2 separate regions of the Mus musculus genome follow, and region 1 is linked to region 2. Evidence: chromatin contacts called from ENCODE Hi-C data. All regions are on one chromosome and are shown on one strand. Each heading gives the region's core, a stretch centred on a gene start or an enhancer-like site at or near the end of the contact. The rest is flanking DNA. Distances are from core to core; before and after follow the strand shown.

Region 1 (5,843 bases), core at 2,934-5,433, 35 kb after region 2:
GGGTGTGTCCAAGTTGCAGAGCGTGCAACAGCCTTGCAGTGTTAGCTCTGGGAGAGAGCGAAGGGCTCAGACCTGATACCTGGTCCCCTCTCTGCTGCCGCTGCTCTCTGAAACCTGTGATTCCCTCAGCTTAGAATGTTGTTTCCCAAGAGGATGAAGGGCAGCATGCCTTGTGTTCCATGAGACCACCCTGTGAACACTCTCAGGAGTCCTTAGCCCTTGCAAAAGAACGGTGCTGTGTCCTTGGTAGCCACGTGCCCCAGGAAATATCTGTAGTTTTTCCTTCTAAGTGCAGAGTCATGGCGGTGACTGTACAGGGTCACTGCAATGCAGGCTTTTCTGCAGACATCCTAGACTCTTTAACCCCTGAGAGAAGTTTCCAGATTCATAATAAGCTAAATCACAGGCAAGCCATCGGATTCAGGGAAGGAACAGAGGTGCCATGAATGAGGCTGCTGATTTGGGGAATCATGTCTGTTTCAAGGACACAGAAAACTAGTTGATTTAGATAGTATTAATACAGCCAGATATCTTATTAAGAAAAAGGCAACACTTTTGGAGAAACTAAACAACCAACAACAGAAGCTATACAATAAAAAGTTAAATCAGGGGATTTAGTAAATCTATGTATCTTCATTGAGATGTACTTGATACTTGATAAGCAATATCTTACACTTAAGGGATATAGTTTAATGGGTTTGACATGTCCCACACTGAAACCATCTCCTTAGTGACAATGGTGCACACAGCCTTTGCTTCCTATTCCTCTGGTGCTGGGCAGGAATCCTCCTGACAGCCAGGCCCTGGAGGTCACACTGGATGTGGTTGGCTCTGGGACTGCACGCATGTCCTGCAGAGTGACATTGGTTTGTTTTATTGCTGTCTGTTTGTTTTTCAAAGAAAGGGTTTCTACATAGCCCTGGCTTTCCTGGAACTTATTATGTAGACCAGGCTAACCTTGAACTCACAGAGATCTCCCTGCTTCTGTCTCCCGAGTGCTAGGATTAAAAGTGTGCACAACCACACCTGTCTAGATTGGCATTGTTAAGGACAGCATTGTGTCAGCCTTGGGCTGCTGAGTGACACCCTCTCCTAGATGTCAAACTATTCATTTCACCTATCAGTGAGCATTCTGGTTTGTTTTTGGTCACTACTAATAAGGTTACAATGACTGTTTATGTTTTAAAACAACAACAATTTATACTCATGTCTGCAGAGACTAACAACTCAGTAGAAAATAGAGAAAGCAAACAAGTCACCCAGAGAGGGCCCCCCTGAAGGAAAAGGTGGGTCTCCTTGAATATGACACCAGTAAAATCTATGACAGATGTTAAATAGAGACAAAACGAATGCCATTTAAGGGCTCTGTACATTGCCACAAGGACACATTCACACGAGGGAACGTGTAGGATATCTATTGCATCAAGAGAGGGAACTGCCGTATTTGAACTGCACTCACCCCAGGCTGCGCCACACAAGACCCACCTTGGAAGCCCTGTTGGAACTGAGGCTGCCTCTTCCCACAGTGGTCTTTCTAAAATATGCCTGGGACTGTGGTCGAGCATTTAGCACTCTCAAGACACCTTAGGCTCTTCAGGCCTCTGGCTGCCATGCTTCTCCCCATGGGCGCTGGGCCTTCCTCCTCTTCTCACTGTCAGCCCTCCTCTCCTTCTGAGGTTCTGTTCAGCATTGCCTCCTGGATGTCATCTCAACTCTCCCTTAGGAGCCTGGCATCTTCACCTCATGAGCTCCGGGCCCACTCCCTGGTAGACAGGGATGGGGAGGAACGTTTGTTGAATGTCTCTCGATGGGAAGCAAACAAGAGCCCAGATATTAGCTAGAGCCTGCCAGGCCTGAGGACACATGGGCTCCCTTTGGGAATGCAGAGTAAGCTCTCTGTCCCATAATCTTGGTCTACGAAAGAATGTGTGTATTCCTTTCTGGAGTCTAAACAGGAAGAGCAGAGAACAGGCATTTATGAAGGTGCAGAAACAAAATCAAGTCTTCCCAGAGAGACTCAGAAGCTCAGAGCCCCGGTACAGAGCACAGAGACGGCGGGAGGACAGGGCTGCCGTGGCCAGCCATCCCTGCAAGCGCAGACACACCTGGAGAAAAGGTACCTGCAGTACTTTCCTGACGCCTGTGCCCTGGACAACTCACCACCTGACCCTGCCTGCCCTCGGGGGTTGGGGATGAGTTGGCACAGAGTCAATGACACAGACCCCAGGAGCAAGTGAGAAACACTGCAGCAAGCTCATCTGAGCACTGCTGCAAGCTCCTTTAGTACCCTCCACCTATGTCCCATTGGTGAGAAAGCATCTCTTCTAAACAGCAGTTCCTGATTGGCTGGCATTCTCTGTGCCAGGAATCCTTGGTCTCTCAGGCAGTCCTCAGTTAGGTTCTCCTGCAGGAGATGCTTTTGTGGCTGCGCCCCCCACCCCCACCCCCTTGGTAAGCCCGCCCATAGAGGTAACCTCACTGCTGCTGTTCCTACTACACTTTCTTGTGAATGTACAGCTATCTAAAGTTCCTGACTCCATCAGAGTCACTTGGTGTGTGCTCCCGGATTCTTGGCTGTCCACTGCCTTAGGTACATTACTCAGTGGGTAAATGTTTCAAATCATGGAAGCCATAGTGAAGCCTGGGGGATTCTCCCTTCTCCCTTCCCAAATTTATTTATACAGAGATAAAAATGAGTTCGGCTGATTGATTATAGGTTCAGGGGAGAGTCTGGTGAAATTGGTGACTCGATCAGATTGTATCCATCAAACCTCAGTATGAAACTGTGTGATGACCTGAAGTAGCTGTTCCACTCAGAATCCAGGACCAAAATTACATAAATAGCCAGGAAGAATTTGCCAGAAAACTTAATACTCTAAACCCTTCCTCTCCACCTAACCCAAATCACTGGCAAATTCCTAATTGAAAGTTAAGAGCAATTCAGTTCTGTTGTCATCATCCTTACAGATGTCTCAATGAATCAATTATTAGGGGTTTTAAATTGTCACTCACTGTCCTTATGCAGGATGCTGTTTTTAGAACCAACCAAGTCTCTTCTAGGGGAAAATACAGATACCAAATTAAGTATGCTAGGACACAGTTCCTGCCCTGATCAAGACCCAGCCCAAAGATTCCCTTCCTCAGACCTCCTCCCAGTGACACCTGGCCTCTTAGTCCCCACTGTCCCCATAAGCACTAAACTTAGCTCTTATACGACTTCCGAGCACATGACCCTCCTGTTACTTGCTTGAACATTTCTTCTAAGTTCCTGCGCCATTGGGACAAGCACATTTGCAGAGATGTATAAGAGAAAGCAATTACTAATTAGCAAAGCACTAGGGAAATTTAATCCACTTTTAACTTCATTGAGAGCCTGAACGTTTTGTTTCAAACCTTGGTTAATTACAGAGCATTAGCATTTGCTGCTGTAGAAAATAAGTCATTGACATTGTGTAAATGAGTTATCAAAGGATGTTTTTAAAGACAGGATTTCACTATGTAGGTCAGGCTGGTCTTGAACCCAAATCCTTCTATCTATCTCCGCCTCCCAATTGCTACAATTACCAGCATGCATACCCTGCCTGGATTCAAAACTAATTTTTTTATTTTTTCCCCCAAGTATATTGGAAGTTTAAAAAAATTTTTTTTAAAAAGTATTGCTACCTTTGCCAAACATTTGTTTATGTCTTATTGTTAACGTTTCTGCTTTGGTTTTATTCAAGGATGCCTTTAAGGGCAAAGATGACTTTTTCTTTTCACCGAGTCCAGAGTTTTTACTGAGTACTGTGTTTTCTCTCCTGATTCTGCTGGCTGTTTGTCTCGTTATCCTCCCGTCCTTTCCACACGGTTGATTTTTTCGAGGCTGTCTTTTTTTTCTTCCAGTGAAAATGTCTAGAAAATACTTGGAAGAAACTCCCCACTCAGCCTCTCATTTTCTCATTGGGATATCTTGCTCTCTCTCCTTTACATAAAGGAAATGGTGAAGCTGCTGAGAGAGGGAGAGGCTAAGACAGAGACATAAGGGACGGCTATTCTGCTTGGAAACCGTGCCCTGCAGCTACCACCCACAGCCCACACTCCATGTGGGATGTTGCCAGCTTGGCTCTTGGACAAGTACGCCCTACAAGGGGTGGGTGGGGGTAGGGGAACTTCTTCAGGGCAACCCCACCTCCTCCAGTGTTCACCTCTGGGCCTACGGGTGATTTGTCAGAGGCTCTGGAGTTTTTTCCTTTTCGTGAAAGACAGGAAACAGCTGTGCTGTGGTGGGGAGGCAGCTTCCTGCTAAGAGCCTTTCAGGCCATCTTAGGCATTTCCAGAACCTTAGCTCTGTGTGTCCACGGGAGAGAGTGAGGGACACAGGCTGCACCAGATAAGGAAGGCCTTCTTCTTAGGTGACTTGGCCTTTTGTTGTTTAGTTTTTGAGACAGGGTCTTACCCTGTAAAGAGGCTAGCTTTGGACTCCCAGAGATCTGCCTGCCTCCGTTTCTCAAGTCCTGGGATGAAAATTGTGTGCCACGATGTCTTATAGGTGCCTCAACCTTTCATAGAAGTAAAATTTTACACACACACCTAAAATTCTGTTATCAGAAAATGGCAGGTGTGAGAAGGGATAGGACTCCACTTTATAGGACTAGAAACCTGGAATGCACCCTGATGGCTGGCTAGCTTCATCTAGAACTTTTGCTGGCCCTGACCATCTCACCGGCATGCCAGAGAAGACAGCCCTCTCCTAGACACCTCGGCAGCTTTTCCCACATTGCTGCTTGCTCCCTACCTCCAATAAAAGAAAATGCTCTGCTACCAGGAGGCTATCTATAAAAGCATCCACTAACACACTGGCCATCCTGGTGCTTCCTGGCATAGGTGAGTGGAAGTGCATAGCCTCTACCATCTCCACACGGACACCAGAAAACAAACAAAACCCAGAAATTATCAAAATGATAAAGCCAAATAAACGAACTCCTCCTGAATGGTGGAGCAGTAGACACACTCTAAGCTCTTCAAGACAGCCCCATGGTCCCCAGAATCAGTAAAGACAGATGGACCTTATCTCCTGCACCCACATGCACCCCTGTGAGGGTTAAGTGAGCAGCATTTGCCAATAGACTATAAAGTTCCCGACCCTGGAAAAAAACAACAAGTTTTAGTTTCTGTCCTTCATCACCATATACTTCTATCATATGGAGCCAAAAATCTGGAGTTCAGGTGATACCTTGAAGCCAATGGTCAGTCTCAACAATAGAACTAAATAGCAGAAATTGTTTGATCATTTGACGACATGTACACCCAAGGAAGATACACAGATGACCAATGAGCACATAAAAAAGACCCATCCAGCATTGCTGGGGAAGTGGGAGTCAGTACTAGTGAGATACTTCACACTTCTTCACACTTCACACTTGACAGTCACTGAGCCGACTGGAACCGCAGATGATGCTTGGAGATGCGTGTGAGGTGTGTGGAGAAACCCGGAGATGCTATGGTGATGCGCTTACTTTGAAAACATTGCTGATTCCTCTAAAAATATTAGACAGCAAGTGCACGCCCGAGTAGAGGAGAGAACCGGGGCCACAAACACACATGAAATGGTACACACACCCATATCTGGATAGCATTTTAACACTAGTGTGCACACTGGTCATGAGCAGACAAAAAAGAGGCGTATCTGCCAATGGAATATTATTCTACCATAAAAACATGAGGTCTTAGATTGCTACCTCATGGATGAAGCTTAGAGGCATCAGTGAAAGAGCCAGATGCAGAAGGTCACGTGTAGGTGATGCCCAGACAGGTGACCCTGGTTCCTGGAAACTAGGACGGAAGACTTGGGGGGAAATAGTTAA
Region 2 (6,267 bases), core at 1,366-3,865:
CATATTCTATAGCCAGATAATAAAAGAAATTGTGGCCAAGGAGACTTTGCAAGCAGCATGGATGCAGAGTGCAGCATGGAGCCATGGCCTCCCCAAACCATGACCTGTGAGCCCTTGGCAAAAGATCCCCAGTAGTGAGGCATGCACTGCTTTTCAGCTAAAGCAAATAAATGTGGTTCAGATCCATGTGGCTTGGTCTGGATGATGCAGGATGTCCCTCTCAGACACCTTCCTCGACCTTTAGTGTTCTAGACACAGTCCAGTGCCTTCTCTGCCTGTGCTCTTCTCTGTTGCTGTTCTGGTTCTGGGATTGCCAGTGCCAGGAGAGCTGACGTGACACACAGAGGCATCTCTGGCCATGACCAGAAACTGGGAACCAGGATGGCAGACCAGATGTTGAAGGAAGTCTGCTCTGGGAGAACGTGTCCTGTGGAAGGGTATAACGACACTTGTATGTCCAAGTCATTCTTAAAAATTAGTCATACAAATGCAGTAAAACAGACCTTAAGACAACTGCCAGGCATAGTGATGCACATCTTTAATCCCAGCACTTGGAAGGCAGAGGCAGGTGGAACTCTTACGAGGTCCAGGCCAGCCATGCCCAGTGAGACTAGATCTCAAACAACAAGGACCACAACCACTTCCTTCCCACCTGTAGCAAGTGAAGGCTTCCACGATGACCTCTAGGCTGGTTTGGGGTGTAGCTGAGGCTGGGTGGTTTTATGCCTGCTCTGTATATGTCCGCCCTTCCCAGAAGGCCCGGTGTGGGTTTCCTGTCACATTGCACTCTAGGTTCCCCTGGCAGCAAAAAAATCATCCAAATCTCATGTGTGTGCCATCTGCCGCTCCTGTAGGTCAGATACCTTAAGAATGAGCTCCGAGGTGGCTAGAGCATGTCCAGCACTTTTTTTTTTTGAGGGATTGTGTGTTAAGGTCCAAGAGCTTCGGGGAGCAGGACCCTCGTGTTCAAGGGGCCCAGGCTTTCCAGAGACCCAGCAAATATTTATTTTACAATTACATGCACATTTAAATAGCAGCCAGGGACCATGGTGGTAGGAGATCACAGATTCTAAGAGATCCTCCTGCCAAAGAAGGCCGCAGAAGTTTCCCTGTCTTTTCCTAGCCTGAACTTTTCACAACAAGGACCTGTGGGTGTGTGGCTAGCTGTCCACAGCATCTCAGGAGGCTGGCATGCCTTGGCTTCATTCACATCTTATCCTGAGTCTGACTCAAGCACAGCTGATGTGTTGACAGCCCCTAAATCATGTGCTCTGTGCCCGTCCTAGCCTTCATTTAACCACAGTTGAGCAGGGAGTGGTAGCTACCAATTCTGTACTCCAAGTTCTGAATACCAAACGTTACAAAGGCCGGAATTCTGAAATAAAAACAATATTGTTATTCTTTTTGACAGTCTTTTGGGTTGCTAGAGAAAGTTTATCCAAGACAGATTTAAAAAAAATAATAACTTGTATCATGAAAACGAACCTTAAAAATGAATAGCTTAAAAATGACCAAGACACAAAGACCAAAGTGTGGATACTTCGCCTCTTCTTAGAATTGGAAACAATCACCCATGGAAGGAGTTACAGAGACAAAGTTTGGAGCTGAGACAAAAGGATGGACCATCTAGAGACTGCCATATCCAGGGATCCATCCCATAATTAGCCTCCAAACGATGACACCATTGCATACACTAGCAAGCGTTTGTTGCAAGGACTGTGATATAGCTGTCTCTTGTGAGACTAGGTCGGGGCCTAGCAAACACAGAAGTGGATGCTCACAGTCAACTATTGGATGGATCACAGGGCCCCCAATGGAGGAGCTAGAGAAAGTATCCAAGGAGCTAAAGAGATCTGCAACCCTGTAGGTGCAACAATATGAACCAGTACCCCGGAGCTCTTGACTCTAGCTGCATATGTATCAAAAGATGGCCTAGTCGGCCATCACTGGAAAGAGAAGCCCATTGGACAGGCAAACTTTATACGCCCCAGTACAGGGGAATGCCAGGGCCAAAAAAATGGGAATGGGTGGGTAGGGGAGTTGGGGGGGGGAAAGGGGGGGACTTTTGGGATAGCATTGGAAATGTAATTGAGGAAAATACGTAATAAAAAAAAATGACCAAGACTTTGTATAACTGAGCCTCAAGTCAACCGAAGAAGAAGAAAAAGAAAAGAAAATCTTCCACCTGAACTGGAGTTATTGTTATTTTGTTATAAGATTTTTATTACATTTGTAACATTGTTATAAATGATTCGGAAAGAAAGACGGGACCAAAAGTGTTTCTCTTCCTGAAGAAATACAAAGATTAAGAAAGTAAAGAAAGGAAGAGAGTGGCAGGTGGCAGATGACTGTGAAAGAGATGCTGGTTCATTCTAGTCTGTTCTGGCAAAGGAGATGGTCTTTGGCCTCCTTTTTTCTTGTTTTCTTCTGGAGCTGGGAGCTGAGTTGCTCTTCTCCCGACAGCAGCAGTGAGCTAATCAAGACTCAAGACAACCACTGGGGTGGAAGGAGAGTCTAGCTGTCTCTTAGTGCTCTCTCATCTTTTGTTCAAAAGCCTCCAGACTGAACTGGGCTCTCCCCAAGGCCTGGGTGCCATGGCAACCGTCACATGACCCCACAAACAGCTCTGCTGCTGGGGCTGTACTGCTGCTGCCTGCTCCTCTCTGAAGGGACGCTGGAGTTTGTGATCTGAGATGCATAGAGTCCCCCGGCTGACCACCCCGTGGGCTAATAGGGACCTGCAGAGAGCCTGGGAGAAAACCTACCAGGACCACAGGAAAAAGGTAGGAAGACTCCTGGAGCCTCATGCTGGGGTTTGGGGTGCCAGGCAAAGCCCAGGGAAGTCCGGCGTGGATTCAAAAGGTCAGAATGGCAGAGTGTCTTTTTAACTAAAGAAATAGTTTATTTCACGTGTACGAATGTTTTGCTTTCACGTATGTCTGTGTACCGCATGCATACCTAGTGCCCGTGAAGGCCAGAAGGCAGTATATCCCTTGGAATTGAAGTCGAAGACAGTTGTGCGTGCTGGGAATCAAACCCAGATTCTCTGGAAGAACAGTCGGTGCTCGTGACGTTGCTAAGGGTCTCTCCAGCCCCGGGAGGACGGTTCTTAAGAGGACTTATCATTACATCACCAGTGAACAAGATTCCCACCAACTTAGAGTCAAGACCATCCCATTCACAAACACAGGGTGCATTCCTAAGGTACTCAACTTCCCCCAAGTTACTTGAAGCCATCCTATGATAAAAGGACCTGATGTCCACTCCTGGTCCACATTACACGCACCAGAAGGAACCAAAACCTGCCTGCACCTGGAGAGGGGAGAGGCAAGTGCCCACTTCGTCTCCCTGGATAAAGAATGTCACGATGGAGTTCAGCCCAGCTGCCCAGCGTTCTCACTAGGCTAACCACATTTCCTTAGCTGTGCTGGGAACACTGGCAGGAGGACGTTCTTAGATCTGGAAACTTCAGCACTAGGTTGATCCCCTCCACTAATTTTCAACGATTACCCCCAGGTACCAAATCGATAATCAACCCTGTTTCCTTCTGAAGTCTCAGGTGACACCCTAAGAAGTCAGCTCTTTCTGGGCTCACTTGATGCTCCAGCCTCACCCCTCCCTTGCTTGCCTCTCCCCACCTCACCGGCCCCTTGAAGCCCCCACGTAGCACTCCTCCACAGCTCTGTAGAGGTCCTCAGCTTACTTCCTTATGTCTCGTTCCAAGGCCACCTCTGGAGAGAACTTCCTCTGATCCCACTGTAAGAAGCACACCAAGGCCTTCTGCTCTCTTGGCCTTACCACCGTGGTGGTTGCCCAGGTTCATCACGGGGCACCTGTTTCACCTGCTCTGGCCATGCTAGTTGCTGTGGTATTAGGGACCTGAGTAACTATTTAAGCTCTTACTACTCGTTAGGAGGCCAGAGGAAGCAAACCATTGTCTCTCCCAGTGATCTTCCAGCCTAGTCCTGTAGGAACCTTGCTCTTGTTTATCCCAGGGACTGGCCCAAACCCCATGAGATAAGCAGTCACCCTGTGCTTATGTGAGTGTCCAGACTCTGCCCCTAAGACACTGCAACACAAAGATGGTTTAAATGGTCACTGTGGAAGAAGAAAACTGATTGGGCAAATGAGACTCATGGAGGTGAACAGTAGGCTGGAACCCTGAGATGTCTACAAGTATTGGTTTATGGCACAAATACATAAGTCTTTGAAATGTCCCAGAAGCTTATGATTCATTTTTTAAAAGATTTATTTATGTATTTATTTATTTATTTATTTATTTAATGTATATGAGTGCCCTGTCTTCATGCTCGCAAGAAGAGGGCATCAGATTCCATTACAGATGGTTGTGAGCCACCATGTGGTTCCTGGGAATTGAACTCAGGGCCTCTGGAAGTGTAGCCAGTGCTCTTAACCACTGAGCCATCTCTCCAGCCTGTTTGGGGGTTTTTTAGAGAACCTGATATGGCTGTGACCAGCAACAGAGCAAGAACACTGGGGATCCACAGCCTGTCACAAAGGTGACAGTCTATCTGAGAAGGAAAGACAAGAGTCACACAAAGGTGGGAAGGGAAATCACACAAGGTCAAGGAGCCCGTCTTGGACACAACTGATCAAACAGCTAAAACGGGGTGTCGGGAGGAAGCTCACAGTGACTGAGGGCATAGCATAGAAGCCATGCCAGCTGAGAGTGTGGAGAGGTCTGAATGTCAGACAGTGGAGGCTAGGGGCTAGTGTGAAGTACACATAGGCACAAGACAAGGGAAGGGGACTGTTATAGCTAAGGTTTCTATTGATGTGATAAAACATTATGGCCAAAGCAACTGGGGCAAGAAAGGGTTTATTTGGCTTACACTTCCACATCACAGTCCATCATCAAAGGAAGTCAGGGCAGGAACTTAAGCAGAGACTGTGGGAAGCCGTTGCAGAGTGGCAGTTGCAGAGTGGCAGTTGGCTACTGCTGGCCACCACACATACATAGGCAGTGAAGGTTCTTTTGCCAAGACAAGTTAACCAATCAGATGTGAGACACGCCTCTCCTAGGCCTATGTAAGCAGCACCAGTTCTGGGCTCAGGGTCTTTTCGCCTCTACAATCAAGCTCTCCCAATAAACATGTGCAGAAGGATCCTGTTGCAGCGTCGTTCTTCCTGGCCAGTCGAGCGCGCGCAAGAAGAGACCATGGAGGAGCACTGCTGACTGGCTTGCTCTCCATAGCTTGTTCTCCATGGCTTGCTCTTCATGGCTTGCTCAGGCTGCTTTCTTATACAACTCAAGACCACTGCCCAAGGGTGGAACCACCCACAGTAGACTGGGCCTTCCCACATCAATCGTTAATAAAAAACGGTCTACAGAGCTGCCTACAGGCAATCAGAAGGAGGCAATTTCTCAGCTGAGATTCCTCTTCCTAGATGTGTCTAGGTTTGTGCCACGCTGACAAAGAGCCAAGCAGCTCAGGGACAAGGTGAGACAGTGGTCTGGATACCAAGGGCCCTGGTGGGTGAAGACAGGCATGAGCAGGTGGGAGATGGAGGATGAGGAGCGGCAGAGGATGGAGAGCCATCTCTTCCATCCCAGGCACAACCAGTCTGGACAGAATCAACCCGTTTCATGTGAAGAAGAGAGATTTTGGCTGTTCAAGTAGTCAGTGCTAGACTGAGAATCTCTGAGAACACAGTTTGATGAAATAGAGAAAAGAGAATGCTGTACCCCCAGTCTCCACCCTCCGGCCACCAGCCACCAGGCCACCAGCAGCACCGTAGAGCCCCTCCTCAGCCAGCAGCCCCATGGCTCAGCCATCCTTCCGTCCACTGCTTCTTTGGAAAGGTTTCCTTCTCCCTCCTGGTCTGCCTGGCACCCTTCCTCTGATGGGCTTACCCTGCTGCTGGAGGAGCTGCAAACCCAAGGCTGCATTGCTAGAGCCTGTATTTATCTGTTCCTTATGCTCTAACAAGACACCCCAGACTAGACAACTTATAACAGCAGACTTCTGTTTCTTTCTGTCCAAGAGGCTACACATCGAAGATCAAGTCTCTGGACACCTGAGTGTTTGGCAAGAGTGGCTTCCACCATGGCAGCCTCAGTGGGACAAGAGAAAGAAGGGCAGACAGATCTCTGGTGATTATTCTAGAAGGGCTTTAATTTCATTCATGAGGAAAGAGCTGTCATGATTTAATCACTTCACCAAAGGCTCCACTTCTTAATGCCACCGTGGGAAGGATTAAACCCGCGGCATGAATCATAGAAGAACAGAGTCAAACCATAGCAAC

Evidence for each region. A loop is a pair of places that touch in the nucleus more often than their neighbours do.
Region 1: a map of T-helper 17 cell shows a loop between it and region 2 (1.8-fold over the local background). The contact joins the enhancer-like site here to the promoter of Cfap97d2 in region 2. A Hi-C loop is called at or near these places in 6 of 37 maps with a recorded cell type or tissue (T-helper 17 cell, T-helper 2 cell, left cerebral cortex and 1 more).

What each region holds. Positions count from the first base shown.
Region 1 is chr8:13,736,373-13,742,215 of GRCm38, forward strand. The region is part of intron 3 of Cfap97d2 (CFAP97 domain containing 2); the gene reads left to right. All of the region lies in intron 1 of Gm46032 (a long non-coding RNA gene), which reads right to left. Among named protein-coding and RNA genes, the nearest start is that of Cdc16, 18 kb to the right of the region's middle. Within about 2 kb of position 4,184, at least 1 of the 3 ENCODE cell types and tissues checked has a DNase peak (open chromatin) inside an H3K27ac peak, as active enhancers do.
Region 2 is chr8:13,703,274-13,709,540 of GRCm38, forward strand. It overlaps Cfap97d2 (CFAP97 domain containing 2), which reads left to right and starts at 2,616. Exons shown (of 4, transcript NM_001101519.1): 1 at 2,616-2,783. The coding sequence starts at 2,694. The region is part of intron 1 of Gm46032 (a long non-coding RNA gene); the gene reads right to left.